Regions from separate parts of the Homo sapiens genome. Here all the other regions are linked to region 4. A link is a loop called in an ENCODE intact Hi-C map of the cell type or tissue named here. Cell type or tissue: A673. All regions are shown on one strand.

Region 1 (8,000 bases), 330 kb before region 4:
GGTTCCTTCCAATTCTAAGATTCTGTGGCTCTCTACATACATAAATTACCTACAAAGGAGAGAAGAAAGCCACACTGGTCTGAATCTCAGATCATGATTATATGCACAGAAAACTAAAGGTGTTCAATGGTTACTTTTGCCCACTTCCATTGCACCAGCCAAAGGAATATAAGGACTTCTTTCCTTCCCCCTCCAATTGAGGGATCAAAGCTTTGTCCCTCCCCGACAGGAGGCCTTCTGTCACCAACACACTCCCTGCAGATGAGGAATACTTAGAGGGCCATGGTTCTGCTGCTCAGCCCAGCTCAGCTGGGTACCACTTCATTCATTCCACAAATGCTTCTTGAGTATCTGTTTTTGTTTTTTGGTTTTTGTTTTTGGTTGTCATTGTTGTTGTTTTTCCAGATACTGTGCTGGGTGCTGGGGATACTGAGTCAAGTAAGATATGATCCCTGCCCTCAGAAAAACTACGGAATGATGGGACATCCATGAAAGTCAATTGGATGTCATACTACAGTGTAATTGAGGCAGATAAAAGGTGCTCTGAGGAGGGATGTCTAACCTGGACTGGAAAGGCTCCCTGGATGAGGTGACTCAGGCTGAATTTCAGAGGTACTGTTAACAGTTAGTTAGCTAGACCAGTGCTGTCCAGTAGAATCTTCTGTAGTGACGGCAATGTTCTATGATCTACTTACACAGTACCTAGTAGCCACGTGAGGTAACGGAGCACTTGAAATGTGGCTCATGCAACTGGGGAACTGAACTGTTCATTTTATTAAAGTTAAAATGTGTCTATATTGGACAGAATAGATAGGCAAAGGGTGAGAGAAGGCTGTTACAGATAGAGGACAGAGATCAGAAGTGTGCAAGGGCACAGCACCTGGAGGGCATGACGAGGCAGCCAGTGAGGGGCCAGAAGAAGGGGCCTGTGGGTCCATGGTGGGGGATGGGATCGAGACTGGTCAGCAGCCAGCTCCTGAAAGTCCTGGTGTGTGAAGCTAAAGAATTTGAACTTCCTGGCCGGGCGCGGTGGCTCATGCCTGTAATCCCAGCACTTTGGGAGGCCGAGGTGGGCGGATCACGAGGTCAGGAGATGGAGACCACGGTGAAACCCCATCTCTACTAAAAATACAAAAAATTAGCCGGGTGCAGTGGCGGGCGCCTGTAGTCCCAGCTACTCGGGAGGCTGAGGCAGGAGAATGGCATGAACCCGGGAGGCGGAGCTTGCAGTGAGCCGAGATTGCACCACTGCACTGCAGCCTGGGCAACAGAACGAGACTCCGTCTCAAAAAAAAAAAAAAAAAAAAAAAGATTTTGAACTTCCCATTTATCCTGAACTTCTTATTTTTTTTTTTCTCCTGGGCTCATGAAATCTGCCTGCCTCAGCCTCCCAAAGTGCTGGGATTACAGGTGTGAGCCACCAAGCCTGGCCCTAAGGTTTTAAGTAGAGAATGATAAAGTTACATTTGTGTTTTAGAAATATCACTGCAACAACAGTGTGGAGAATGGATTGTGGGAGAGGCCGTGGGCCAGGGGAGCAGCTTGGGGAGGCTGCTGAGAGCCGGAGCTGCTGAATGGCTGACAACAGAGCTAAGCAGGGGCAGTGGGAAAGAAAAGGATGAGGGCCCCAATCTGATCTGACTCAGGACTTCTATTGCTGATCAGACCTACTGATGGGGGGAGGACACAGCTGGGATGAGATCCCACCCAGGTTCCTGGCGTAGAGGGCAGGTGGATGCCATGGCATGGAATTCCCAGGGAGGGGGATTGTGGGCAGAGCCACTAAGGGCATGTGTATTGAGTCAACAGAAGAGAGCATGAAATGGAACCCTGGAGAAGGGAGACATTTAAAAGGTGGACCAAGAAAACAAGTCCACGAAGGATACAGAAAAAAAAAAAATCAGAGAGGCAAAAAGAAATCCAGAAGATGAGTGTCACGGAAACAGAGAAGACAGAGTTTCTAGGCAGGAGTAGTCAAGAGTGTCAAATGCCATATGAGCATTAAAAGGGTGACAGTGAACTTAGCAATTAGGAGGTGAGGGTGGGGTGGGAGCAAATTTAGTGGAGCACTGGGGGTCTTAACACCGATCTGGATTTGACAGTTGAGACCTGTTTCTTCCTGAGATCGTCTGCTCCCTGGAGACATAGGGCCCAGTGGCTTTTAAACTTTTTTGAGTCACAAATGCCTTTGACAATCTAATGAAAGCTATGTCTCCTGTCTCCAGGGAAATTCACCCACAAATAAAATGTTGTATTTCATTTCAAGGATCCCCTAAAGCTCATCCACTGACCCCCTGGTTTTAAAAAAGTCAAAATTACTTAGTTTCTATTTGCTGAGTTCTGGCTGCAGAGATCTGAATTCTAACCAAATCGTCTGCTTCCTGGGAATCTAAATCTAGACAGAAATCTTCCATTCCTCCATCTCCTGGGGCCCTCTAGCCTCAGCTCCAGCCTGGTTCATTCACATTTCCAGGCTTATTGTCCTGCTTCCTGTCAATCAACTCTAAATCATTACGCAAATTAACATCTCTAAAGCCCACCTCAGCAGCCTCTGCCTGGAGATGTGTAACTAGTGTTTCCCAGGGTCCAGCCTGGGGTACAAAGGGGTCACAAAAGCAGTTATAGAACTGGGAGAACCGCCTGCCGCCCCTGCACAATGCCAGCGGGTGGAGCAGGGCTTTGCTCTGACATCTGAGGGCTTGTAGCCCAGGAACGTTTGTCACTGTCCCTTCCCACCAAACATCTTGGTTCACAGGTCTCTTTTGGCCCTCTCTTCCAGTTTTTGAACATACCTAGGTATAAATGAATTCGCTGAAGTTTCAAAGCTTGTTCCCAGTTTAGGGGATACCCCCAGAAGAAAGGTAAAATCAATGTGTTTTTTTTCAGAAGAAAAGAGGGAGAATGGGTGGAGATATAGAAAGAAGGGAAGAAGGCAGGCAGGCAGGCAGGAGGAAGGGAAGAAGGAAGGGAGGGAGGGAGGGAGGAAAGAAGGAAGGAAAGAAGGAAGGAAGGAAGGAAGGAAGGGAGGAAGGAGAGGTCATCTTGTTGCTAAATCTTGGATTCTTAAATCAACCTTAGCTGTAAAACCTTTACAGAGTAAAGTTGCCAAAATCCCACTCACAATTCTGCTATTACTACAACTAATGATAATAACAGCCACAACCTCACATGTTACTGTTCTGTTATTTTTTAATAAAAAATGTATACAGTTAAGGTGTACAATGAGATGTTTGATATACATACACATAGTGGAATGATTACTGCAGTTAAGCAAATTAACATATCCATCTCCTCACATAGTTACTGCGTGTGCGTGCACACTTGCACGCGTGTGGGTGGTGAGAGCACCTGAAATCTACTGTCATTGAATTTCCAGTATCCAGCACAGTATTATTAAGTACAGTCATCATGCTGTGCATCAGCTCTTTAGACATTCATCCTACATAACTACAACTTTGTACCTTTTGACCAATCTCTCCCCATCTCCTCACCTCCCTGCCCCTGGTAACCATGGTTCTCCTACCTCCTGGACAGAAGAGAGTCCCCTAGCAGAACTAAAGTGAATGGCGATTCTAGTAAGCTTACAGTTGGCTACTTTTCCTGAAAGCTTGGGAAAGCCAGCAAACTCCCCCATAAATCCACCCTAAACAAATTCACACATGAATTCCAGAATGCTATCTGTTACAACTTACAGTTGCGTCAATACAGGATGGAGCTCCCCAGACGGTGCTGGCTGTTGAGTGCTGCAGCGAGTGCGATATTGGCCCTTTAGATTTCACAGACACCCTCTCCAAGTACAAACACACACTCACACACACACAGACACATGCGCGCGCCTACTCCATCGCGGGCTGCGTGGTGTGTGCAGTCAGCAGCCGTGTGGAGAATGTGAAATCACACCTCGCTCTCCTTCCGAGGCAGTGAGATCTTTATTGGTTTGGGAACTGCAACAGTTTGCGTGCTGAGAGGTTGCAGGAGGTTTCCAAGCACCCCATGTGGAGTTTGGTGCTCTGGCACCGTTCACATGGTTCCCATTTTGCCAGATCCTTTCTAGAGGCTCCTTCCGCACAGCCTGGGGAAGGCCCTCAACAGAACATAATGTAAATCTGTGGCTCTTGTTAGTGTTCTCAAAGATAATGCATAGGTTCGTTCAGTATTTGACAGTTCACACAGATTATTTCTATTTCTTACCCTGTTTGCTACTCAAGAGGCACTAGGAGGGATCCCACACAGGAATTATTGACCCTGCTTTGCGGGGGAGGAAAGTGAAGTGCAGAGAAGTCAAATAACTTGCTCAAGGTCAAGTGCAAAGAAGTCAAATGACTTGCCCAAGGCATTAAGTGGTAAAGCTGAAACCAAAATCCGGGCTTCGAGTTCAGGCGCCTTTCCCCTGACTCGCCCTTATCATAATCATAATCTTAAGCTATCTTTACATTTATTGGTAACTTTACAGCACAAAAAGTCACCTATGGAATTCCATATGGCGTTTCATTCTGCTACTTGAATACTAAGACTATGTAATGTTTTCTATTTATTGCGCACAGATCTTTATTATCCTCTCAAGCCTAAGAATTAGGGAACTGTTAGCTAGAAATGAATTTGTGTTTTATGGCAACACTGATTGATAAAATACTGTTGGGGAGCAAGTGATGATGTCATCATGTGGCCTCAGGTTTCGGCTTCACTATTCTATTCGTGTGACCTTGAGCAATTCCCTTCACATAAACAAGGGAAAAGTTGTAGCCAGTGGGCTCCAGAGACATGATCTTAGGTTAGAATTCCAGCTCCATCACTTCCTAGCTGTGCCACCTTGGAGAAGATCCCTAACCACTCTGAGCCTCTGTTTCCTCATTTGCAGAATGGGGATAATAGTAGTACTCTGTCATGAAGGGTGTGTATTAGTGTGCCAGGGTTGCCATAACAAATACCACAACCTGGGCATCTTCGACAACAGGAATTGTCTCATAGTTCTGGAGGCTGGAAGACCAAAACCAAGGTGTCAGCAGGGTTGGTTCCTTCCAGGGACCCTCTCCTTGGCTCACAGATGACCATGTTCTCACCATGTCCTCATGGGGGCTTTCCTATGCATGCACATCCTCGGTGCCTGTGTGTCTGCAAATTTCCTCTTATAAACACACCAGTTGGATTGGATTAGGACCCACCCTAAAGGCCTCATCTTAACTCAGTCACCTCCTTAAGGGCTCCCATCTCCAAATACAGCCACATTCCGGGGTGCTGGGGGTTAGAGTTTTAACATATGAATTTCCAGGGGCAGGGGAACATAATTTTGCCCATAACAGACTATGAGAATTAAATGAAATATTTTGTTTAAGTCACATAGCACAGTGCTCCAGAGCCATCAGCAGGTGTGACCTCTGGTGCTCATCGGTGTAATGGAGATAATAATACCTCTCCCATGGGATTGTTATGATGATTGATGCCAAAGTGCTTCATAACCTACACATCACCTTAACAGGATGAATACTAGGTGCTGGGGTAGGGGTGGTGAAATGAACTGGTCACTTGATCTGGGAATTACCAGGCTATTCCATGGGAGGCTTCAAGGGTATTCTTGCTGGGTCACAGCTGCTCCCCAAGTCACAAGCAAAGAGAGTTTGGGGCCAGGGTAAAGGCTATCTTGGTTTCGGGTGAAGTGGCATGGACAGCAGGTTAAGACTGGTTCAGATGGAAGGAAACACAATGACACTCTCCATGCAGGGATCCTGAACTCAGGTGGAAGCACTCCAGACAGGAACCTGAACGTCTCCAGTCAGTTGCCAGCTGGAAGCTGGTTATTCTAGAATGAAGCCCCAGGGTGCTCAGAAAGGACCTCACTGCCCCCCTTGAGACTAGAGGACTATTAGGTTAAACTACGTGAACTTGCCAATATTTGACTGTTTTTGATCTGCACAACTAGCAATTTCATATAATTTAACTGAATATTAACCTCCACTTTGTGAATTCATGTCTCTGTGCCATTTTATTCTTTGACTGATCCCCATGATTCAACGATTCACTGGTTCAATCTTCAATTCCGCAAACATTTACTGTCGTCTGATGCATGGGCCGTTGTGCTTGGAGTTAAGGAACAAAGCCACCCCTCTTCTTCCTGCCTAAGTTTCAGACGCTTTGAAAGAGATGCGGAGTCAGGCAGATGGAAGCGGAAATGCTTGCTTTGTTACCAATAAGATTGGCTCTGGAGAGCATGCGCAGACAATGGGCCTCCTGATGTTGACCACCAGGATTGGGCAGACCACCATCCAGCCACAAGGGGCGCTAGAAAGCTGCTGCCCTTGCCTTCACTGCCAGGGCTACCCAGGCACAGGTTCTCTGCTGAGACAGCTTCCAAAAAGAAGGGGGAGGAGTTTAAGCTACAAACCTGCTACCTCTCCCAAGCTGGGGGGTGGGGGACCGGAAAGGGAGATCAGAGTGACTAGAGGCCAATTCAGGGCAAGAGTGCAGCTTGCCACCCTACCACCTGGAAACTAAACCAGAGAGAAAGAGGTTTCCCCACAAACAGTAATGGCAGCCCCCACCCCTGCCCTCCCCCCGCCAAATCCCACTTACTGAAAGCCGGTATGTGCACGGGAGACTTTATGAAAGGTTTTGGGGTAATGGAAATAGATTTACATTCCGGCAAAGCTAACACATTATAATTAGTTACTAGAAATCGTTTTCTTAATAGGCTGCTGTGTAGCTCTGTTGTTCCTCGCTCCTTTCTCCCCCTTCCTCTGTATCTCCCTCTCTTCTTTTTACCTCTTAAGGGCATCCTCACACCCCATTTTACTATATAGAACATTCTGATTCTCTTCAACTTTACCCCTCAGTTTCAGTTGAGATATTTCTTTGTGTATTTCTTCTCCCTCCAGAGGACATATCTCTTTCTGGTATATAGAAGCAGCTACCTTAAGAGTACATAAATAATTCTTTAAGCCCTGAAAACCCCAAACCTACTTATGACCTTATTATCCCATCATTTCTGCCACAAAATAAAAACCTAAAGAATAAATCTCAGTTATGCTAATATTTGACAGACGCGGAATCTCCCCCAAAATGCCTTTTTCTAAATACAATTATTCTAAGTACTAATCCAGTGAAGCTTAGTGTTCAAAAGCACAACACTAACAATCTCTGCTCTCCAAAATTAATGTTAATAAATTAAGCTTTGCAATATACAAATTAGTTCCAACCTGAGTCACTAATTTTCATTTTCCCTCTTCCCCTCAAATTAAGAAAAAGTGAGGGAGAATTAAGAAATTAAAGAGAAATATCCAATACTTCTTTCTCCGTAAAGAACGAGTTCCAGAGATGAGGTTTCACTGTGTTGGCCAGACTGGCCTCGAACTCCTGACCTCCAGTGATCCATCCGCCTCAGTCTCCCAAAGTGCTGGGATTACAGGCATGAGCCACCACTCCTTGCCTTTATCCTGTTGGTTTTAGGAGTCAAAGGTAAGCAGGAGAAGTGGCGCCCACCTGTAGTCCCAGCTATTTAGGGAGGCTGAGGTGGGAGGATAGCTTGAGCCTAGGAATTCAGGGCTGCAGTGAACCAAGATCACACCACGGTACTCCAGCCAGGATGACAGAGTGAGACCCTTTGTCTTAAAAACAAAAACAAAAGAGTCAAAAAGATTTGTTCTCACCTGGGAGCTTGAGGCCTCAAAGTGCTCATTGAAAAGAGATTTGGGGCTGGGCGGAGAGGTTCACGCCTGTAATCCTAACACTTTGGGAGGCTGAGGCAGGCAGATCCCTTGAGCCCTGGAGTTTAACCTGTGCAACAAGGCAAAACCTCGTCTCTACAAAAAATACAAAAAATTAGCTGGGCATGGTGGCACATACCTGTAGTCCTAGCTACTTGGGAGGCTGAGCTGGGAGGATGGCTTGGGCGCAGGAGGTTGAGGCTGCAGTGAGCTGTGATTGCACCACTGCGCTCCAGCCTAGATGACAGAGACCCTGTCTCAAAGGAGAGAAAAAAAGAGAAATTTGGTGGCAGTGGGCTATTG
Region 2 (8,000 bases), 210 kb before region 4:
TCATCACCAGAAACTCTGCAGAAAACAGGTTTTGAAAGTGGACAAGAAATTGATATGTTTGTTATCTAAATCCTGAATTATTTTCCCCCTTGCTTTGGGGTGTTTGGAAGCTGCCTGCAGCACCTTAGAGAGATGCTGTGTGCAACCCATTGCAACCTGCATGTGATCGGGTGCTGAAGGAGAGGGGAAGGTCATTTTCAGATGAGCTTCTCCAAGGATGTGACTGCCAGCAGGCTCAGGAAGTATTAGCTGCTTGCAGTCCTCCCTCAGCACTGGCCCTGCCCAGCCTGCACCTGCCTCTGCCAGCCAGCTTACAGGGGACAAGGATGCAAATAGGGAAAGTGGGGAGGAGCTGCAGAGTGGGGAGTCTGGGGAGAAGAAAGGGAGGACTTGGCCAGGGATGTGGGGCTCTGTTTCAATGGGCCTTTGGTTTATAATTCCACACGTCCTGTGTTTGTTCGGCTTCAGCTTGCATAACTCCAGAGATGGGCTACTCACTACCTCTTGAAGTCACCGGTTCCCATTAGCTATTAGGAAGTGGGGTCATTCAGCATTTCACGGCCCACTGTGTGCCCAGCAAGGCTGCCACCCTCCTGGAGCCCACTGTACTGCAGTGGACAGGCACAGCTACGTTTGTTCCATCTCATTATTCTGTCCCAAGGGCTGTCCTCAGCACCTGCACTGCAGAAGTGGGCACATCATTTCCCCTGTAACCAAAACATTCCTCTTCCTTTTACAGCTCCTCAAATGCTGGGACATGGAGTTCTGTCTCTACTTCCCTCATTCTATCCTTGCCCTGCCCCACTCACCACCTCCTCTCCAGCCCCCCTGCTTCCCAAGGGAGGCCGCTGGAGCCTGAGGCATGCACTTCCCAGTCTTGGCAAGGCTATGGGGCCCAGGCAGTTCTCAGACCCCAGGGCCCAGATGCTGAGAAGAGAGGAAGGAAAGGAATCCCTAGGTACTCTCTTGGCACAAGACAAGGTCTCTTGGAGGCTGAGCCTCTCTTACTCAGGAAGGCCCTGGAGTATTGGCCAGAGACAAAGCATGAAGTTCTCTGACAATACTAGTAAGAAGGCCACATTTTACACCAATAAAAGGACTATATCTCTGGCTAAAACAGTGATGGTGGGAGATTGAGAGAAAAAACAGAAGAGTCATAGGGAGAGAGAGACAGAGACAGATACAGAAACAGAGAGACTAGCAGAAATAAAGACAAAGAAAAATGTGCACAGAACAGAAAGAGACAGACAGAAAGATATAGAGTCAAAGAGAGAATCAAAGCAACAGTCTCGGAGAGACAAGGATGAGAGGCTCAGAGATGGGAACAGATAAAGATGGTCCTAGAGACAGGGAGAGATGCTCATCAATGGACATATCAGCCACAAAAGTGGGAAGAGGGGCCCGAGACCCAGAAATCCAGAGACACAGAGAGGGATGCCCACGTACCTCCCAGACTTCCTTTTTACTCTCTTGACTAATTTTTTTAAAAAGCAGAAGAAATAAAATGGTTTGATTTGAAGTCACTTCCAATAAAGATCCATGTGCAATAAAGGATAAGCATGAAAGGGAAAAGGCAAATCTAAACTGTTGTGGAAGAAGGAAAAAACTAATTATACCGAAGACCTAGCTGTGGTTACTTTAGTGGCCTGCAATGAACTACCTGATTTTCATGCCTCGTGTACACCCATGACCTTGATTCTGGGCTGGCCCTGTAATCTCCTTTTACCAATAGGATGTGGTGGATGTGACACTGTGCCAATTCTGAGCCTAGGCCTTAAGTCCTGGCAGTTTCTGGGAGTGTGTGTGTGTGTGTGTGTGTGTGTGTGTGTGTGTGCGCGCGCGCGCACGCACCTGAGTACACACGCTTTGGGGAAAGCCATCCACTGTCTAAGATGTTAGACTGTACTGAGGCCATCTTGCTTATGTGAAGATGCCTAAGCTAATCACCTTGAGAGATCATGTGGGGAACAAGAAACTCAGCCAACAGTGAGAACCAAGGCCCCAGATATACACCCTAAATCAAACTGCGCCACAGCCCTCAGCTGCACACACAGAGAGCAGAGGTCAACTCTCCCCACTAAGCCCTGCCCAAATGCAGAATCATGAGCAATAACAGAATTGTTGTATTTTAAGTCATTACATTTTGGGATAGTTTGTCATGTAGGAATAGATTGCTGAAATACCAGGTTACTACAGTAGCAGTAATTAAGTCTAGCAGATTCCCTAATTTCCTTTGGCTGATGGATTATGTGGGAGACTCAGAGCATCTCTTTCCCCTGAAGAATAAAAGTGATACTCAGCTCCTTAATTGTAAAATCAGCAAAAGTCCATCATTGGCAAACTGGAAAGAAAATGGTAATTCACAGACTTACCTGCTGTGGAATAGCGATGCTGCTGCTGCTAATGATCAGTGACTGACTAACGATGGGTAAAGAGAATCAGCGCTACATTTTTTATTAGCACTTACCACATGCCAGTTTATCCCATTTTATAGAAGAGAAGACAGAGGCACAGAGATGTGAAATGACCACCCAAGGTCTCACAGCCAGTCCTTGTCAGGGCCAGGATTTGAGCCCAGAACCCAAATTAGATTAGAAATCAAGCCGAACAAACAAATCCCTACCCAGGAACTACAAATTTAGGGGCCACCTCTGTATCCCAAAGGCCCTGAGGCCAAAATGCTCACCAGACATTCCTGGGAAGTGGGCAGTGGGGAGGATGGGCCAGTGCTCTCGCCCTCTCTCGGGGTGGGCTGGCTCTAGGGTGGGGTCTGTTTTTCTCTAGAGCCCCGGGCAGACGAGCACCCAGGGAAGGCCCCCCATCAGGTCCACCCCACCGTGGCCCCGTGCACTGGTCTAGCAGGGCAGCAGCCCATGCCTGCAGACTCTGTCTTGAGGCCTGGAGGAATCACTTGACTCTGAGATTGTTTCCAGGAATACTTTCGCTTCTGTTATTATACTGCCTTCCCTGACACCCCCTCCCCCCAGTACTTTTTTTTTTTACACTAAACTTTCTCTGAATTCACCTGATTTTTCCCATCTCCTTTACATTCTTTATGGCAATGGAGAAATAATCACCGCTTCTCCGGCAGGGTGATGGGAGTGTGCAATATTAACTGTAAATCAGGCAGAAATTGGTAGAAGGGGAAGGGTTTGATGAGGTGCAGAGACATTATATCATTTTAAAGCACTTTTCTGGTCTCCAGTAATCCCCATGTAAATGAAAAGGAGGCGACCGTGCCTCTCTCTCCCAGGCTGCCTTGAGGAATGCAGAGAAAATACTCCTGGAAAGCGGACCTGGGGCAGAGGAAGGTTGGCTGGGGCTGACAGGGGAGGCAGAAATGCCCAAGACGATGCCCCCAGCCCCTCCACACCAGGGCTGTGCTCACGCTGGGACTGGAATCATCCTGGCCATGCTGCGCCTTCGTGAAAGATGAGGACCCGAGGCTATGGACCGGGAGGCGTTGGTGCTATTCACCAACAGGGGGCAGGGCTGCATCAAACCATCTGCATCTTGTAGCCCGGTGGTCTCAACCCGAGTGGTACTGCCCCCAGGGGAGCGTCTGGAATGTGGGGCCTCCAGGGACTCTGTCCATTGTCAAATGTCTTGGAGGCACTGCAGAACTTGGTAGAAGCGTAACATCCTGTAATGCGCAGAAGACTCCCACATAACAAAGAATTGCCCCTCTTAAAATGCTGGTAGCTTCCCCTCCGTGCCATGCTCACACAAAGAACTTCACTTTCCTGAAGAATGACCATCTATGGAGACTTATAACTGCAGGGCCCATCGCCAGGGAAGGTTCATTCTCTCCCTGACCTCCCAGGTTCCTTTAAACTTAAGTCAGTTCATTTAGGCCTACTGGCTGCTGCTTCAGCTGAATTCAGCTACCTGCGTTTCATCCAATCTCAGGTGTTATTGATTGATTGTAAAGGAAGGCACTGTTTTATAGACTACTAAAAAAGGAAAAAATGCTGCAACTCGATGCTTTCTCATTGGTTAGATTTTTTTTTTTTTTACTTTATACTTATTGAAAGTGTTCTTTCATACTTATTTAATCATTGTATATCATGGAATGTTACAAGTGCGGTAAGTTAGCTACCATATTCCTAACCTTCCCATTCAGGGTCCAATCTTACGCATCACTTTTCAATTCAAAGTCACCAATGTCCATGTTTCTCCACGTGGAGTTGAGACAGGATAGTTCCCTTGACCCACTTCGTGGGCCAGAACTGGAGTGGCTCATTTCACTCAGCCCGCCGCTGGCCACTCCTCACAGGAGGGAACCAGAGTGTGGAAACCACAGCAACCAGCCAGTGGCTCCTCTCTGGCGGGAACAGCCTCTGTGCAGGCCCTGCAGCAGCGTCCAAGCGTGTTACAACCAATGTTCTTTCAGCTCTGCCGTCCAGGGATGGCCAAGTACCAACCAACTCAGTGGAGGGTCAGGGTGACAGCCCCTGCCCTCTTGGCACCCGGGTTCTTGTCTGGCGTCCAGGAAGAATCAGGTCACACAAACTGTTTGAAAGGTGATGGATGTGGACGACTTTATTGAGCAGTGGGTGGCTCTCAGCGGAAAGGGAAGCTGGAAAGGGGATAGGAAAGTGATCTTTCCCTGAAGCCACACCATCTGAAGTCATCAGCATCTATCCATAGTCTCCGATGCTCAGTTGCTTTTATGCTCACCGCTCAGCCGCTTGTATCCTCAACGCTCAGCTGCTTGTATTGCTCTCAGAGCTTTTATGGGCACAGGATAGGGGTGGGGCAGGACAAATGGGCAACGTGTGGGTGGAAAACCGCGGTCAACTATTTTCACTTAGGGCCGGGGTTCTATGTTTAAGGGTGGAGTTTAGCTGGGAGCCCAGCCCTTCTGCATAGAATCATCATTAGTGACATCAAGAGTGGAGATGATGCTGCGTTTCTTCAAAGAGGGCTCCACTCCTGTCTCTGGGATTTTCTTCTGAGCTGTTGATACCCATTTTACATTTGTGGTGCTGGCTGTTCCTTTTTTATTTTTACTGATACATAATGGATGTACATATTTTCAGGGTACATGTGATAACTTGATATATTCATATAATGCGTAAAAATCAAATCAGGGGTAACTGGGATATCTATCACCTAAATATTTATCTTTTCTTTATGCTAGGAACTTCCAATTATTCTCTTATTCCTACCTTTTTTTTTTTTTTTTTTTTTTTTTGAGACAGGGTCTCACCTTTTTACCAAGGCTGGAGTTCAGTGGCTGGATCTCAGCTCACTGCAGCCTTGACCTCCTGGGCTCAAGTGATCCTCCCACCTCTAAGTAGCTTGGACTACAGGCACACGCCACCATGCCCGGCTCATTTGTTTCTTTTTTAAGTAGAGATGGGGTTTCGCCATGTTGGCCAGGCTGGTCTCCAACTCCTGATCTCAGATGATCTGCCCGCCTCAACCTCCTCCCAAAGTGCTGGGATTACAGGCGTGAGCCACCATGACTGGCCACTAGCTTTTTCTTGATCTTCCCAGAATGTGTCAACAAAAAGTTTCAGACAATAAACAAAACTTATTTCCTTTTCCAAATGGTCATCAAATATTTTGTTGATGGGCCTTCAGGGGCCTGCCTGCTGGCATCTGACCAGGTCTCCCAGCATAACTGCATCACCACATCAGTGAAGGGAAGGCGCAGCCTCTGGGGGCCGTGTCACTACCCCTGTCTGAATAGCAGCAATTGTAAGATGATAAGATGGATCCTGATTATAGAGATGCTAAAATGGGAAGAAGTGTATACCTCAGAATCTACAAAATACATTAGAATATTAGTTGGTCTTTATGGATAGATGCCCAGAGCTCCAACAGAGACACCTTAGCACTGAAACAAAGACTGCTTGAGAGGCCCGGGAAGGTTTTTCAGACAAAGATGTACTTTAGACAGACAAATAAATGGAAAGAGGTTTCCAGGCAGCAAGAATTTGTACAAAGCAGTATAAATATAGAATTTTAGGAAGAGAGAGAAGTCCAGTGCGCCTGGATCATGAGGTACATTGGGTAGAAATGTGGCAGGAACTGGGTTGGACTCCAGGGTCTGTAATTTCATATCTGTGTGACCTTGGATGGTTTATCACTCTCAGCCTTAGTTACCTGAACATCAAACAGAGAGGTCTTCAGCCTCAGAACTCCCAGGGCACCAAGCAGTACAATTTGAAAAACAGTTCTAAAGGCATGAGGATTAACAAAGGATCTCAAAACATGAAGTGCACATGGTCAGATATGTGTTTTAATAATAATGACAACAATAGGAACCACTGATGCAATACCTACTATTTGCTAAGCCCTTTGTAATTATTAATAGAAGCTACTGTGTATTATTTGCCAGACACGGTGATAAACATTTGCCTTCAGTATTTCATTTGGTCCCCACAACATCTCTCCGATGCTGCTTTTTATTATCTCCATCTCATAGAGAATGAAAGTGACACTCAACTCGATGATCAGACTTGCCCTAAGTTCCACTGACATCGGTGGCAGAACCAGGACCAGAACCTAGACTGCTGACATTGAGACCTGGTTGCCATGACTCCCTGAGTAACTGAAACTCCTGGAAAGTTGCAGAGGTTCCCTTGCACAGCATATTCTACAGACTTCCCTGGGAGAAGCCTTGTCTCTCCAAGCACAAAGAACGGCTGGAATCAAAATTCCATGTGCATCCTAATTTCTGTGCATAATATTTTAAATGACAAATCAGGCTGCAATCAGAAAGCCCCTAACCAAAATTCAAGCCATATGCAAACAAGCTGTGGTCAACATCCACACGGGAGGATCAGCTCAGGGAGCCAAGTCTCAGTGGGAGGGTCTCTAAACTGGGGGTCCCCCGGGAACGCAGCCTAAGGGACTAGAGGCAGGCGCCTGATTTCTCTGCCAACTGCCTGCAATTACAGCAATTCTCTCAGTGCTGCAGACTCCCAGGGAAGAGTCATCTGCCGTTTGCTTAAACTGATTAGGAATTACTTTCCCTGTGTCAGAGTCATCCCTGAATCTCAGCAGTATGCAGAGTTGCTGTCCAGGCTTCCAAATCAACACGGATCTTCAAGATTCCAGGATCATCTCAGCTGCCCTCAGTAGTCTGGGGATTTTTGTTTCTGCTCTTTTCCTGTCTTACCAGGTTTTGTGCCTAGCGTGCTACCTAAGTAACAGCAGTGTCCACTCCCTTCAGGCCTCACCTGGGGGAACTTCTGAAAATACAATTCAGAAGCTTCTCCCCACTCCCATTCAGGGGTCATGTGGTCCTTCCAGAGCTTGGGTGGGCCTGGACAGTGCTAGGAGGTGGCCACTCTGTGGCCAAGGACTGGCCTCCCATGAGATGGGCCATCCTGTCCCCTGAGCTGCCCCTGGCCAGAAGAGTATAATGGTTTCTCTATTGTGCCCAGCTCCTGGACACCAACAAGGTGCTCCTCAGCATCCTTCTCCTGGAAGTTTCTTGTCTTTATTGATGTATTTAGTCAGGTTTGGGGTTTTTTTGTTGTTTGTTTGTTTGTTTGTTTTGAGACAGAGTCTTCCTCTGTCACCCAGGCTGGAGTGCCGTGGCGCGATCTCGGCTCACTGCAACCTCTGTCTCCCAGGCTCAAGCAATTCTTGTGCCTCAGCCTCCTGAGTAGCTGGCTAATTTTTGTATTTTTAGTAGAGACAGGATTTCACTATGTTGGCCAGGCTGGTCTCAAACTCCTGGTCTCAAGTAGATCTGCCCACCTTGGTATCCCAAAGTGCTGGGATTACAGGCGTGAGCCACCACTCCCGGCCATATTAGTCAGTTTTTCGTCTCTTAACAAATAACCTCAAAATCTTTGTGGCTTACCGCAACACACATTTATTTTCAAAGTTATAGGTCAACAGGTTGACCTAGGTTTGGCTGGTCCAGATGAGTTCATGTGGACCAGAGTGGCCCCAGGTATTGGGCTAGGCTCAGGTCTCCTCCACACACACATTCATTCTGGGGCCCAGGCTGCAGGCGCTGTGGATTCCAGGAGCAT
Region 3 (8,000 bases), 91 kb before region 4:
TTATCTCTCCACACCCCTTACCCCCAAAGTCACACTGGCCTTCTTTCAGTTTTTTGAGCAAGTCTTCTTGTCTCAATATCTTCGGGCATGCTAGTCTCTCTGCCTGAATACTCTTCCTCCCAGCTACTTAGATATCTCTCTCACACACACACCCTGACCATCTCTTCCCATCCTTCAGATCTCAATCTCCCTAGAATGCCTCCTAGGACCACAACATTGGGTCTTAAAATCAATGTGCACATTGAAAGTGGTTGTGTTTCATTCCTCCTGCCCCCCAGTAAGTTTTCATATTAAATCAACAGTGTATTGTCTAATCAGTGTGCATGTTAGATTTTTAAAACTACAGTCATTGTTGAATGAATGAAATACAAGTCCTCTGCCCCTTCACCCACAGTGCATTCTTCTCTGCTTCTGAGGCCAGCCCACTCACTTCCTTGTCCTGAAATCATTCAGTCTGTCCCCTCTGCCTGCTCTGGCTTCTACTGTAGATCTACAGCCATACTCAGAAAACTCCAGACAGGTCTGCCTTCTTTACAAAGTAGAGGGGCGATGCTGCCTGCCATTTCATCATGGGGCCCCTCAGATCTCATGGGTTTAAGGTGCCAATGCCTTAACCCAGGTGAGAGTCTCTGATCCCCAACAATCTAAGCAGCCAAGCATGCGGTGGAGTTTCCTGCAGAAGAACCAAGTTGGTACTTTTTTCAATGTTCTAGACTGAATTATTATAGCCAGAGGGAGCCATTCATCAGCTCTGACACTGCAGGAAGCTTCCTAGGCAAACAGCTTTATTGCTGCGTGAGATTAACCCAGACTGTAGTAATTTGTAACAAAGATAAGAAAATTGCACTGGTCTCTCAGAAATAAATCTGAATTCCAGAGTGGACAAAGGGGACTTCAACTTGAAATCTGCTATTTCAGATATAATCAAATTTATAACAGCCCCTGAAGAGTATAAAAAGCCAAGGGCAGCTTCCTGTTGGAGGTGTCACTTCAGGACCCACCATTATGAAATCAATTTAGCTGGAATTCCTAACAAGCCAGGAGCCCAAGCCTCACCTAACTTTTATGGAAGACTATTTGGACTACTTGAGCGTCATTCCCTCATCTGTCTACCTTCACGATATGAGCAGATGTCATGGGGTAAGAAATGCAGGCTGGGATGTGAGGTCAGGCGACCTACCTCTTACCAGCTGTAAAATCTTGGAGAAACAGAGACGATAACGGAGGCCCCTCCCAGAGCTGTTGTGAGGATTAAATGAGATAAGAATGTGAGAGTGGAATACAGATGTCAGTTATTAATGAGAGTCTGGTAACCTGATAGACATGATGGGTTGAACTCTTACAGGTGCTCTGAGCAAGACTTCACTTTACCAGCTTGGCCTCATTTCACTCTCCCAATAATTGCACAGTCAGGGAACTGTAATTATGCCCATTTACAAATGAAGAAACAGAAGGCCAGAGAGGTCATGGAACCTACCCAAGGTCACACAGCCAGTAGGTGGCATAAAATGGCCAAGTGTTCTTGGCCACTATAGAGTGCTTTCTGCTATGCAGCAGTTGCTGTGCTAGACACAGGGATATAAAGGTGACACTCCTGTGGTACCAGACCTGGCAGAGCACACAGCCTGGCTGGAACGCACACCTATCAATAAGAACCTTTACTATATTAATAATAAGTGTAAAAAGTAAAGTAGAGGTTCCTCTTCAAAGACTTTCCTCCCCATTTAATGAGGAATAAATAGTAACTTCTTTTAGAAGCAAAATGTATTCAAAGACCTGTGCTAACAGTCTTAAATATCTGCCAGCCGTGATAAAGAAATCAATGTACTTTACGTTCTTAGCTCCCACAATTTAGCCTAAATATTTGCCCTGGCATGCTTATACTGGTCCAAGCAAACATTAGGTCGTAGCCTGTTCCTCTTCCTTATTTGAAGGTGTTTTTTTTTTACCTTTCCCAGCATTGCACAAGTTACTTCCTCCTTCCTTTGTTCTCCTCTGCCTTTGCCTCTCTTAAAAAGTTCAAGTTGCTAGCCAATCGGGACAAACACAGAATGTGAGGTCCTGTTCCAGCCAATGGAAACTGGACACAGCAGTAGGGTGGACGCGTCAGGTTATAAATTACCCTGTCTCCTTTGTTAGGGGTACTCTCATGGCAAAACTGCTGGCGAGTGTATCCTTTCTGCAGGAAGCAAAAATGGCCTTGCTGAGTAACATTAAATTTATGTTCAAGTGCCATTTCTTTAGGGCACCGGGGAACAAGCATTTCAAACATAAGTAATGCTTTGTAAGCACAGTTCTAGGAGCTTTATACAACTCTCATTTAGGACTTACACAACCAGAGAGAAAGATAGACACCATTATCACTGTACTGCATGGACAAGGAAACAGGCCCTGAGATCATACACTGGTAAGCAGTGGGGCCAGGAATCTAAACAAGGCTATATACTTATTTCTCTATTGCAGGAGTAGATGCTATAAGAGAAAGACTAGAAGGGTCATGGGAATCTGGGCTTGAAAAGGAGCCAAAACATCTCCCCAGAAGAAGTAACTCTTGAGCTGCTTATTTAAAAAGAAGTAGGAGTTTGTCCAGCAAACAAAGGGAAAATCAAGTGAAATCTCAGATTGTCCTGCAGCCCTAAAGGACTCTACCCTTGCTGTGCAGGGTGCCATCACAATTGTCCAGCCTGACCACACATACAGAAGGACAGCTGGCAATATTGAGCTGGCAGTGCTGGCGTTCATCTAGAAGACAGGGACCCATTTCACCATCTCTGCACGCCCAAGGCCCACACAGTGCTCAGTGCCATTCTGTAGACTTGAACTGAATCCAGAGGACCTTGGACCTAGAAAAGCTCTTGAAGACTGGGTCATCCAAGTTCCTAATTTTATGGGTAGGAAACTGAGTCCCAAAGAGGGAAAGAATGGTGAGACTTTTCAAATTCCATGTGTACATGGGTCCAGAGGGCCCCAAGGCAAAGGTGGCAGCAAGGAAGTAGCATGGAGCCAGGGGAGCTGTCTGGAACCGGATTTGGACTGGAGGCCAGAGTTAAGGTGGTCTCTGGAAGCAGAAATGGGTAGGAGGCAGCATAGCACGGAGGTTATAGCCAGATAGATCTCAGATTAATTGGGGTTCTGCCTCCTGCTGGCCACATAAGCTTGGACAAATTAACCGCTGTGGGTGTCAGTTTCCAAATTTGGAAAATGGAGGCAATATCCCCCCACCATAAGACTGTTGTGAAGATTAAGGGAAATTATGCATTTAAAAAACTCAACATAGTGCCTGGTGTACAGCGAGTGCTCAACAAGCAGTACTGATTACCAGGGTCACAGTTACACTTTAACCCATGTTAAAAGGTGAACCCACTTAGAAGTGAACAGGCTGCTCTTCTCCGCATGAAATTCCCCCTCTTTACCGGCCTCCATGTTCGCAGGGTCTCTGAAAAACAAAAATACACATTCTAGCATTTTGCAGGGAGCCACAGATGCTTCCCATTGATGCCTATTAAAAAGGGGATTGGTGAGGTTTGCTTCAGAAACTTTCATGGGAAAAGTTCCCCAAAATGCATCCAATCCAGAGGTGAGCACTGTACCTGGGTCACTCTGCCAGCAACTCCCTACAAAGCATTCACCTCCCTCAAATCTGTTCCTCCTTGAGGGTCCAGCAAGACGTCTCTTTTATACTTCACCCAGAAATAAAGTAAATATTTTTCAATGAAATTCAGCGATTAATTAAACACCGTCCCTCTTTAATAAGAACGTTGAACCAACAGCCGGCTGCATATTCCGACAAGAATATTTAAAGCAATTAAACTTTAGCTACTTTTAAAACAAATTCTTTTAAATGCTAATGACCATTGTTTTCACATTTGATAAGTAAAATTTTGTGTCGAGCAAGGTTAGATGATTGCAATGATTTAATTGTACTTCTCAAAGAAAGGAAAATGTTAAGAAAAAAGCTAAGATGGACCTCTTACCACATTCCTACCGCAAAATGTCCTGTAACAATAGAAGCGTGATTTGCTGAAATTAAAATGCTATTATGGTGAAATTAGGGCTTCAATATTTTTAGCAGCTTTAATAGGCCTTGCATTTTAAGGGACATCTGATAATAGATAATTACATTTCATCTTAAAGAAACTGAGTTGTTTTCTTAAGGAAAATACTTTTCTTTCTTCCAGAGAGGTTAAAGCCGAGCCATCATTAGAAGCAGCACCAAGCTCGAGGTTCCTGCTTCAGCTTGGGAAATAAAGATTAGCATATAAATAGCCTTCGGTGCCTGCTTGATTCCAGCTATTTTGCGTTTCAATGTGGCATCAGAATGCACTTAGCAAGAAATGTTCGAGAGGAGAAAGAGGTTTGTAATATGTCGCTTTTATAGAGGGGGGAACTTTAAGTATAAAAGATCATCCACTCCTCTGCGGGCTTGTTTTTTTTTCTTTTCTTTTCTTTTCTTTTTTTTTTTTCCTTTCAATGTCCCAATTACAGACTCCAAGGAGCCAACAGGCCCCCTAGAATGGAGCCTTAGTTTATGCTACAGCTCTTTCTCCAGACCAGGAAAATAAATCAAAATGGTGTACAGGAAATAAGATAAATAAGCGGACTTCCTCCCGGATTCAGCTGGAGTCCTTGGGGGGCACAGCCATGCCCTTTCTCCTCACCCCCACGCTACCCATCAGCAGCAGGGACGTGGGATGACTCCTCCAGGACCCATTTGCTGGAGCAATGAGGGACACTCCTGGCTTTCTGCCTGGAGGCCTGCTTCCCTCCTGGGAAATCGTGGAGACTGGGCATGGAGCCCGCGGTTCTTTCTGCCTCCCCTCCAGCCCCCACTCCCACCCCTACACACACACATACCACATTCACGCTGACTGGTTCAGGCTGAGTCTCCGGCTGTAGCAGGATGACTCGCAGACCTCACACTTTTTCTGCTTGGCACGGGGCAGAGGGCAGTTCTGAATGGTGCTACACGGCTGTTCTACGGGACCTTGTTTTTCCTGGGTGTGGCAGTGGTAAAGGGGTGTGGGCCAAACAGTGGTAGCCTCTAGTCTAGTTCCTGGGGTGGCTTGGGCCAATCCAGAGCCCTGGGTTCTAATCCAGACTCCCCTGAGAACTTGGAGACAAGTCCTGCCAGCTCTGAGCCTGAGTTCCTTCACTTGTAAAAAGAGAATTATAAACCCTGCCCTGCCCACTCATGAGGCTGTTATAAGAACCGAGGAATGGATGTGAAAGAACTTTGTAAGCTCCCTCCCATGTTAGCATCATGTGATTAGGACATTGCTGAGGTTTTTTTTCCTGGATTGTCCTTTTGTCCCAAGACCCCAGGTTTCCTTCTGTCCACCCTAGCACCTCATCTATGCTCCCTGGACTCTGCCTTCCCACCCAGAGTGAGAGGGTGAGGAATAGATAGTGTTTAGGAAATTAGCTAGGAGGTAACAGCTCTCAGCTATCACGGCAAATGCACCCACTTGGGTTGTCTGAAGATGACTGTGTGAAGACAAGGCTGGGGCTTAAGAGGTGGAGTACAAAGGGACCTGGGCGTCAAGTCCGAGCCCGTAGCACCCTGGACAGGTCATCCTGCTCTTGGAGCCTCTTTTCCCCCCTCAGATAGGAATGTTGATAATTTGAGGTGCCTTTCATGGCTATTCTAAGGCTCAACATAGAAAACAGGCCAGAACAGCTGGGCGCAGTGGCTCCTATCTGTAATCCCAGCACTTTGGGAGGCCGAGGCGGGCAGGTCACCTGAGGTCAGGAGTTAGAGACCAGAACATGGCAAAACCCCGTCTCTACTAAAAATACAAAAATTAGCCGGGCATGGTGGCACACGCATGTAATCCCGGCTACATGGGAGGCCAAGGCAGGAGAATCGCTTGAACCCAGGAGGCAGAAGTTGCAGTGAGCTGAGATCACGCCACTGCATTCCAGTCTGGGCAACAGAGTGAGACTCCGTCTCAAGAAAAAAAAGAAAGACAGAGAGAGAGAGAGAGGGAGGGAGGGAGGGAGGAAGGAAGGAAGAAAGAAAGAAAAAGAAAGAAAGAAAGAAAAAAGAAAGAAAGAAAGAGAAAGAAAGAAAGAAAGAAAGAAAGAAAGAAAGAAAGAAAGAAAGAAAGAAAAAAAGAAAACGGGCTAGAGAAGTGCGGGGCATTCATTTGCTTCTCATCCTTTTAGCCTGCATTCAGAGGGGGTAAGGACCAGGCTGGGGTTCCGGCAGCCAGTCCCCTCCCACCTCTCACCTGGCAGCAGCTTCCTGCTCCCAAACCCAGCAGGCTTTGCCACAGGAAAAGTGCCCTGGTGGGCTGGGGGCACTCCCTAGTCTCTGCAAGATTGGCCCTGACTCTGCAGGATCTCTTCGGGCTGCACCACATCCTGCAGATGCCACAGGCACTGTCTCTGTAGGAGGGTCACCACCGCTTCCACAGAAGCCCTGGTAATCCCAAGGATTCTAACCAGGCTGTGATGGGGATGCCGTGCCTGGCTCCTCCAGGGGAAAGGTGCTGATGCACAAAACCTTTGCTCCTTTTCCTGCTATGTCCCACAGCTTCAAACACAGTGCTGACAGAAGAACCACGTGAATTCTGGACTTCATGCATGAAGATTGTTTTCATCCCAAAAAGCTGTGTTTGGAACAAAGGTAGCTCCTTACAGGAAACCTGAGGGGGTTCTTTGGGTGACTTGGTGAGGCTCTGGCAAGGTGGATTGGAGGGCAGTGGGCTCAGACCAGGGTTCTGGGTCCTGGTCTGCTCTCTGCTGCTTGGGTGAATTGGTCCTTGGTCTTGGGTGAATTCTTCCCACTGTGCAGTGAAGTTAATCTATAATTAAGGGTTCTGCATCAGTCTCCAGGGATCATTCCTGCTCAAACTTCTGTTCTTCATATATTACTATTCTCCTGGGTTTCTTCTGGCCTGAGTACTTTTCACTCTAGCCAAGATGCTCAATATCATCTGTTTTGCTAATCCAGGCAACTATAGTAACAGTGTCCATGTACAGGGTCTTTTATTATGCCCATTTTATACAGTAGAAAATCAAGGCTCAGAGAAGTTGACTGACCCCAAATGGAGAGCCAAGACTCAACCTCAGGTTTTGACTCAGCTTCAGATCCCAAGCTTTTACTCATCACACACTGGCACTTTCCCAGGTGGCTGCCTTAGTCGAATACTGGCCCATTTACAATCAACATAGTTGTAGGACAATCTGTGTCTCTCGTGCTAAATTGTTTTCAAATTCTGATACACAGAAAACTAATTCCACTGAACATTAATAGGTTTTCCTTGGGAACAACAACAAAAATGTTTCATCATCAAATGAATTTGACCCTAAGTAAAACAAGTAAACAGTTTCTTTGTACCTGCAGGACTTCTCAGGGCCTTTAAGATGCCAGTAAGGTATGCCATTTACTCCTGACCTTTATCCATGGACCCTTTCCTCCTTCTTTTTTCTTGAGCAACCTGTGTTCTACTAACAGATTAGGCTTCTGCAACTTCACTACTAAAAGTGTGATTCCCAGACAAGCAGGATGCAGCATTGCCTGGCAGTTAGTCAGAAATGCAGACTCTCAGGCCCCACCCAGACCTGCTGAATCAGAGCCTGCACTTTAAGAAGATGTGCAGGTGGTTCACATTGAAATTTGAGAAGCACTGGCCTGTAGTAAACATATTGGGAAACATGGCTGATTCATCATGGACTGTGTCCGTGTACTAGCCATCAACCCGTAAAATCAAGCAGGGACAAAAGTATCAAGCATTATTTGGCATTACGTGGACCAAACAACTAGATTTGGAATTAAGTCGAGATGCTGTAACATCACATAGAAATAATCCAAGCTAGTTCCCACAATGGAAAGTTTCTTCCCATTCCTAGGGAGATGTAAAAATGGATGGAGATGAAGGGATGACCAATACCCTTTCCTACAGCCATTCCTAAAATGTAGACATGGAAAGTATTGCATACCTCTTCCTAAAATGTAGAGGTCTTTAAATTCTTAGAAAGAGTGCACCTCTGTTTCC
Region 4 (8,000 bases):
ATTCTGCATTATTAACATTCCAAAATCCTTCCACTCTTGTACGTGTCTTAGATGGGAGTGAATATTTGAGAATTCAAAAATGTGGAGAGGATGGAGGTGGCAGAAGTTTATTAAATTGGCCCAGGGCAGTTTTGAAATTTGAAAGTTTCTCACACTCTCTGGCTCTGAGCCAACTCGCAGCCGACTCGGCTGAACAGCCTGTGTAAGGGTTTCTCATCAGGTACCCCTCTTTCCATCCTTATGGAAGCTGACAAGCAAGTGTGGTTGAGTACCAAGGGAGGACTCCAGACTTCTCCAGGTCCATCTGGACTCCGGGGCACACCAGAAACAAGGCACAGAAACATAAGGAAGATACTCAAGATGGCTTCACAGCAAGTGTATCAAATATTGGTTAAATTAATGAATAATTTTTAAGGCAAATAATTCCAACGCAACTTCTTTTTCACGTGAGTCAGCAATGAAAACTCAGCAGTTTCTTCCTCCTCTGATCTGGCTGATGTAAGCTAACTGACCCATTGGATAGCAAAAGATTTGGGGGTTTTGTTTTTGTTTTTCTCTGTTTTAGAAAAAAAAGAGAGAGAGAGAGAAAGAAGCAGCAAAACCAAACCAAACATCAACTCATTGTAAAACTGTAACAGAGTTTTAAAGGGTGTTTCCCCAAACTACAAATATGCTTTTCAACAAGATAACTGTAGGTTTCTGTAGCAATAGAGCAGACCAATTAAGTGCAAGGCTTTGAATCAAAAGGACTTGGGCTGAGTTCTGCCTCTGTCTCTTTCCAGCTGTGTCACTTCAGCAAGTTAATTAATCTCTCTGACCCTCAGTTTCTTCCACTGTAAAATGGGAATAACAGTAACACCTATTTTACAAGACTGATCTGAAGATTAAACGAAATAATAGAGATAAAGTACACAGTATCTGACACATACTAGGTGCCCAAGAAAAATGTAAACTGCTGCACATTATTATTTTCATCATCGTTATTGTTGGTGAGGTCATTTTTAAGCACCTTGGCCCCCAGAAGCAGAAGCATCCACAAGTCCTGCACTGAAGTCACAGCTGAGACTTGGTTTTCATCAAGAACTAAACTCAATGATCCCCTGACATGAGGCAAACTGCAAAATCAAGGCCCCTTCTGGTGGGGGCAGGGGGGTTCTCCTCCCCAACCCTCACTCCCCACACCCAGGTTTTGATTGCAGAATTCCCAGCTACGGAACACTTACTGAGAACATTTTGGAGTAGAAAGAAAAGAAAGACAAAATAGAACCTTATTCCCGTACTTAACGGATTAACTACAGCCCTCAATTAATGGAATTCTAAAATGTAACATCTTTTAAAGAAGAAATGACCCAATACCTACCCTCTGATCTCTGTCTTCGTCATGAGTAAATTGTTCCCTAACCCAAGTGCCACCCTCAGAAGACTCGGGTGAATCCTGGTACCTCCTAAGCCTCAGGGAGACACGCTTGGGTTTGCGGTAAAAGGGCGGAGCGGAGCCCAGAGGAGGCGACAGATGTTTGTGCGAGATTGTCACAGATCGGGGTGAAACTGAAAAGGACGGTCTCATTAACCCGAAATAACCAGCCAGGCTAACTGACCCAGAGCTCATACTCTCCGAGCACTGGGGGACATGGGAGTTTGCTGAAGCCTCTGCGCCAGGTGTGGGAGTCTGAGCGCGCACCCTGCAGAGCTGTGCAGGCGCTCCCCCGCCTGAGCAGACAGCCATCCATCACTCCAGGAGAGGCAGCGGTGGGGACGTGAACTCGGTCACCTCCTCCCCCTCGCTCCTCCCCGGCAGGCTCTGAGGAGCCGAGGCGGTGGCAGCAGCGCGAGGAACAGAACACGCTGCAAACTGCTTGGCTACCCCTTTACAAGACTGACGCCGCCGACACAAGTTTTTCCATTTCCCCAAACAGCCTCTCCGGCTGCCAATAAAGACGGCTGCTCTAGGCCCTTGCGTGCTGTCAAAGGGGTACTTCTCCAGCGGCTTCAGAGGCGGCTTGTTCGCCCAGAGCTGGAGCTGCAGGCCCCTAGAGAGAGCCACCTTCCCCCTTGGGCTGTTGGTGGGCTCCCTGCGACCCTGGCCAATTGCATGGCTGTGTGGAATAATTACCGGGTAATTAGATGGCAGGCATGATAGGTGCCGGGTACTGGTTTCCAAGGGGACTTCGAAAAGGTATTCTGCCGCCCTATGCCTCCTCCCAGTACAAGGCACAGTTAATGCCTCAGATCCCACACCGCCTCTCTCGTGGAAGTGTGCTCTGAGCCACTGGGGCCTAAGCCGAGTTGACAGGCTCCATTAGAGAGCGACTCTGTCATGGAAATTGTGATCTTAACAGAGGGACATGTGGCAGATACCAATTCCACTCACATCCTTGTACTACGTGGCTTTCCCAGGGGGCTACTGATGGGATCAAGGGATGTTCACACCACCAGTCCCCAACTGCCTTCATCTGACCTGACCTGTACGGCCCAGACCGGGGAAGACAAGGCCTGGAGAGCCATCCTGAGGAACAACACCCTTCAGTGCCCAACTCTACTCCTAGGACCTAATGGCCCATGCACTCGGACAAAGCTTCAGATGATTTTCAAAAGCAATGCAAAGTATAGAACTTTGCAAGGACTTTGGGATCTAGAGGATGTCTTTTGAGAAGGCCTGGCAGCAACAAGAGTCCTGGACTGGGAAAGCTGGATGCCCCAAGTGACCTTGGCAAAGGCCTTCCCCCTCTAGGCCTCAGTGTCCCCACCTCCAAGGGCCAAGACAAAGTCCAATTTCTCAGAATCTGAAGCACAGTTCAGGTCTGTTGCTGCCCAGTGCACAAAGATGACCTGTAGGCCAGGTCAAATTCACAAAATTGAGCCCCTTCCTCCTAGAAAAGAAAGAAGCCACATCCAGAGAAGAAGCATGAATAGAGAAGGGAGGTGAGAGGGTCCTTTGTAGACCTCCCCTGCACGTCAGGCAGATCCCAGCACTGTAATGTCAGACCTTAAAGGCAGAGAACCTACCACTCTGAGGCCCAAAGAAAGGGGCCAATGAAACGAACCTATGAATTCATATCGGTGCACACTCCAGAGACAACAGGACTGATCCCAGTCCCCTGAGTCCCACCTCCCCTCTGATGTAGGGAAGGCACGGTTTGCCCAGCACCACCACCTCCTCTGCCCACACAGATGTCTCTCTCCGATGAGGCCCAAATCATCCGTGTGCCAACCTCCGAGACATGCCAATCTCTGCTCGCCCACAGGTGCCGCCGCGGGGATGGGCGGGTGCCTCCACCTGCCATTGTGGGTTCTGGGTGGAGGTCGCTGGGGCTGAGGCAGGCAGGGACCGGCCCGCGGCCTCTCCCAGCTAGGGAGAGACTCCACATGCCTAGGTCTGGAGCAGGAGAGGGGAGATAGGTAGAAGGCTTGACCATGGGTCACGTCTAAAGGGACCGGATCAGGACACAGTCAGGCGGCCTCCTGCCGCGGATTTCACCCCACGCGGTCTCGCCCCGACCGTCCCCGGGCCCTGTGCGCGCGGCCGGCATTGCCCAAGAGGGGCTGAAGGCGCCCCCGCCCGGCGGAGCCTACCCCAACACGGAGCCCAGAGCGCCACGCCTCGGACCCCGCTCCGGGTAAGCCCGGAGCAAGCCCCCGCTCCGTTCCGGACAGGGGAGCCTGGGCTGCTTTCTGGAACTCTTTCCTTGCTTTGGTCACTGGGGCCCCGGAAGCGTGGGCTAGGGTGCCAGCGACAGCGCCTTCCGCGGAGCGGCGCGCTGGCCCCTCCGGACCCTGGGTGGGCGGCCGCCCGCCCGCCTCGGAGACCAAGGCTGCCATCTAGCGGCCACGCGGGGCGCCGTCGGGGACCGGAGCCGGGCCGAGCGCTGGGGGCTCCCGGGTCCGCGGCTGCGCGGCGGGGTTCCCAGACCCGGGACTTAGGCGCAAGCTTCAGAGCGAGCTGTGTGACCCTGGGCACGCCCAGCCCTCTTTGATCAACCGTCCTTTCTCGGTAAAACCGAGAGGATACAACTCCTCTGCTCGGGGTCGTCGGGAAACGCAGGACCGAGGGACGGCGCCCCCTCCTTCCCGAGACCACCCGCCCCATCCACTCCGCACCGCACTCCCGTCCAGGGAAGTCTTAAGGAACCCAGTCCCCCTAGACGAGAGGTGGAAGGAGGCGCTGGGGAAATCCTGCAAAGCAGGAATCCGCACTGAACAGCAGGATCCTTTTCCAGGAATTGTAAACCCAGAATTGTAAATAAAATGCTAATGATTTATTCGTGCTCAAACGCCGGGGGCTGCGTCGCCGCTTTTGAAGACAGCTCCAAGCGTGGCTTTCCAGGAAGGCAGGCCTCCCCGCGGCGCCTTCCAGGGCTCCCCGGGGCCTCCTCCCTGGCCGCGGGTCCGGGCTGGGGGACAGGCAGTGGTTCTTGTTGGAGCGCTCCCAACCCGTCCTTCACTGAGACCCGGGTGGTGGTGGAGGAGGTCTTTTTCCTTCCATCCACAGCCGAGTCAGACCCCTCAGCATTCACCCATCATGCATGCAACCAATGCTTCCCCATCGCCAAATACCTACTAAACCCTTAGCTGACCATTGGCAGTCAAAAAACAATCGTGAGAATCACATCTGGTGGGGAAGATTGACTCGATGAATAATCCTACAAATAAACGCGTGCTTCTAAATTACAGTGTCCGGGATAGGGGTAGGGGTGGGGCTGGGGAAGGTAAATACAGTTTTTTAGCTTCCGGGATGTTTTCCATCAAAGTTCTGAGAGCCTGAAGGGGCGCTGAAGGGGCGCTGAAGGGATCGAGTCTAGCCTTCTCTTGTGAGTCTTGACTACCCTACATATTTAAGGTATTTCATTAAAGGGTGAGCTTTAAAAAAATAATAAAATAAATAATTCAAGCAATATGCATTTGCATCTGTGGCTGCCATGGTAGCTCTCTGATGCCTGACCTGGCTGGGGAAGGTGGGAGCCCGGGGGGGGCGGGTCACTGATCTTAGGCAGGAGGAGGTAGAAAACAAGGACTTTCCTTCAAACTATGCAGCCTGTCCAGCTGACCAGAGCAGCAGAGATGGCTCAGTTTTCAGCTGCCTCTCCTGAGTTGACAGGAGGCATGCAAGAGACCCCAGAAGTGGGCTCAGAGCTACCTAGAGAAGCTTCCGTGGTCACAGGGCCTCCACCTCAGGGCCAGGAGACCTGGAGTGGCCCTACCCAGCTCTCCCACAACTCCCTGCAAAAGCACATTGCAGGCTTTGTTTGTTTTCAATAAAAGCTTCTCTTTCCCACACTCCCTTTATATAGTTTCTAGAGAAATAGCACGTCTGGTTAATACTGACCTTCCTAAGGTCTTTTTGAATGTAAGACACAAATGTATCAAGGATGATCAAGGTTCCTACCTCTACCAGCAAGCTGATTTTTTGCATTTGGTGGGCCTCCATCAGACCACCAAGGAAACAGTCATAGATTGTACTGTGGAGGAAATTCAGGCGTCCCGCGGAGGCCTAAGCTGAGTGACCTTTATTCTTGTGTTCACTGGACAAATGTTTATTGATCTCCGCCTATAGACTGACTCCATCCTGGGCCTTGGGGATTTAAGACAGATAAAACAACTCCTGCTCCCAGTGGGCTCACAACCTGAGTCAGGTGCCTCCTTTGCAAAGTAAGGAATTCTGGGATTGCCACCCCTTGCCCCTTGGACCTCCCACCACCTCCACACACACAATTATATGTCCCTTAAATTAGTGTATATTTTGAGGGAATTCATGAAACAATCAGGTCCCTGAAGCTTAAAAAAAAAAAAAGTGATATTTGGTCAGAGCAACCAGGAACAAAGTCCAAAAACAACCTCTTTGGGGTACCCTTGTTGCAATACCCATACCCTAGGCTGAGCTATGTTAAGGATCACACTTTACTTCACAGGGCAGTGTTCTAGTAGATTTCTTTAAAATAATTCACAGTGTTGGAATCTCACAATGTTGGATCAAAGAAATAAGACACAAAAGAGCACACACAGTATGACTCTATTTACATAAAGTTTAAAGCAGGCAGTAATATGCTATTTGGGTGTAAAATTATGAAGAAAGGCAAGGAAATGATCATCACAAAAATTAAGATCATGATCACTTCTAGGAGAGAGAGTGTTGAGATAAAGGACTCTTAGCTCATATGGTGGGTTTCTGTGAGGCTGGCAATACTCCATTTTTGACCTGGGTGGTGGTTACAAAGGTATTTGCTTATAAATTATTTGTCAGATTGTATCTATGTTTTATGCACTTTTACATATGTAATAGCCCCAAATTTTAAAAATGTTAATAAAAAGATAAAGGAAGAAAAAGAACATCCAGCCTATTTTTAAAATGCATTATAATTTTCTCAAACTGAATTCTTCAGTTTGGGTGTCTGTATCTTGCCTGAATTCTCTATCACTGCTTGTATCAACCATTTGATGGTTGCAACAGGTTCTGATCCTGACTCAGCCTTACAGACACTGGGAAGGCAAAAAGCTGAGCCCAGGAGACTTGCACTCTAGTTCTACAGTATTACTAATTCATTGTATGACCTTCCCTCTCTGGGCCTCAGTTTCCTCTACTGCACAATGGCAGGGGTTACAGGAGATGACTTCTCAGGTCTGTGGTCATGTGACAGGTGCCTCGGATCCCACACATCTTGCAGTGATGTCACTGCCAGAACAAGTGAACATCCCCAAAGCAAAGCCATCAAACACCCAAGGTGGCCCTCTGATACTGCCACAGACTGTTTCTGGGGGCTGGCACCCTGCCTTTCACCACCTCCAGAATCTACAGCTAGAGAATCACTCCATCAGTTCTCAGATTCCTCCCCTCTGCGGAGACAAGAAATGTCTTTGGGCCTGATGTCCCTCGGGGATGTGAACACCGCTAAAATCCCATTGATTAATCGGGTCCCACCCTTGGATCAATGGCTGGCATTAGAGGAGCTTAGCGCAGTTTTATTAGTCTGGCTGCCCTCTTGCAGATGTTATAGATGAAGAAATAAAATGAGGAGGAGAGGGAAAAAGGACAAAATCATTAGTCTGAAAGGAGCAAAAGAGCATCTTCTCTGTTTTGTATTCAGATTTAGAGCTGCGCTGTCCAAGCCAGGAGCACACACAACAATCCATTTGTATGCTGTTTCCAGGAGTTCAGCTAGGCCTCCTGCTTTCCCACTTTGCCTGATCGCTGAGATCCCAGGAGCATTTGGTCCGCAGCAATTGCCAGCCCAACCTCTGAAGCCATTTTGCAGGGCTACGAAAACACCTGAGGTCCCATTCATTCATTTATTCATTTCTCACAAGGGCAGAAGGCTTTTGCCTGACGTAGGGAAACAGGCCTAAGTATCTACCAGATAATCCATCTTGAAAATGTCATATTTGCTCTGAAGGGACTGGTCCTTCCACAGGCCTTGCAGAGAAGCCTGCTATAGCCCTCACCTTACCAAAGCTTTGGTTCCAACAGAGAAAACCCAAGGGCTCAGCTTGCTAAAGCTCTCCAGAGAGGCACTTTGAATTAAGACCAGAAATGCTTTTAAAAGACTCTGGTCTCTGGTCTTCTAATGATGACCTCTTCCTTAATTTTGTGATGGCTTCATCTGCCTCTTTCGATCATCTAGGTAGCTATAAAAAGCTGAACACCTCCTACTAACCCCATTAGGATGAAAGCGGAGGATTTTATTATTCATTTTTCATAGGAAGAAGCTCAAACTCCCCCAGGAAGTGTAAAAGGTAGGTTTTGATGTATCTGGTTATGGAGAGGTTGCAACAAAGCAGACCCTCCGAGAATGGGAATGTCTTGTGGAAGGACAGGCAGGAAAGGTTGGGGTAACCACGCTCTGCAGGCAGGGAAGGGAATCATCTCAGGCAGTTCCACTGACTCCAACAAGGCACGCACCACCGCTCTGTGACATGCACTGATTTCAGGACCTGCCTGGGAATCCAGGAATAACCCAAATCCCCTAGAACACTGCCTCTTGATAATTATCTGTTAAACATTTGCAACA

What was found. Peaks named below come from ENCODE experiments on the same cell type or tissue, not always from the same donor. Only the 100,000 strongest peaks of a DNase experiment are listed, where the experiment ranks them.
Region 1: a loop joins it to region 4, with 8 times the contacts of the local background. A loop is called at or near these places in 4 of 110 quality-filtered maps.
Region 2: it touches region 4 in a loop (9-fold over the local background); 44 of 110 quality-filtered maps call a loop at or near these places.
Region 3: it touches region 4 in a loop (3-fold over the local background); 3 of 110 quality-filtered maps call a loop at or near these places.

What each region holds. Positions count from the first base shown.
Region 1 is chr1:38,483,713-38,491,712 of GRCh38, forward strand. The region is part of intron 2 of LOC105378657 (a long non-coding RNA gene); the gene reads right to left. Among named protein-coding and RNA genes, the nearest start is that of LINC01685, 13 kb to the left of the region's middle. RefSeq lists enhancers at 532-1,292, 1,293-2,053, 5,904-6,678, 6,125-6,419. In A673, a CTCF peak has its summit at 6,262; DNase peaks (open chromatin) are centred at 2,579, 3,029 and 6,289; H3K27ac peaks cover 4,886 bases.
Region 2 is chr1:38,604,969-38,612,968 of GRCh38, forward strand. No RefSeq gene overlaps it. Among named protein-coding and RNA genes, the nearest start is that of LINC01685, 130 kb to the left of the region's middle. RefSeq lists an enhancer at 3,081-3,870. In A673, CTCF peaks have their summits at 3,474 (motif pointing right) and 3,690; DNase peaks (open chromatin) are centred at 3,523 and 6,903.
Region 3 is chr1:38,723,595-38,731,594 of GRCh38, forward strand. It overlaps LOC105378660 (a long non-coding RNA gene), which reads right to left and starts at 4,961. Exons shown (of 3, transcript XR_947213.3): 1 at 4,855-4,961; 2 at 3,365-3,436. RefSeq lists an enhancer at 3,343-4,868. In A673, no CTCF peak of the experiment used is centred here; DNase peaks (open chromatin) are centred at 757 and 4,677; H3K4me3 peaks cover 693 bases; H3K27ac peaks cover 5,134 bases.
Region 4 is chr1:38,814,516-38,822,515 of GRCh38, forward strand. No RefSeq gene overlaps it. Among named protein-coding and RNA genes, the nearest start is that of RRAGC, 41 kb to the right of the region's middle. RefSeq lists enhancers at 570-619, 1,350-1,851, 1,852-2,351 and silencers at 3,729-3,958, 4,849-5,016. In A673, no CTCF peak of the experiment used is centred here; a DNase peak (open chromatin) is centred at 3,776; H3K4me3 peaks cover 1,028 bases; H3K27ac peaks cover 1,015 bases.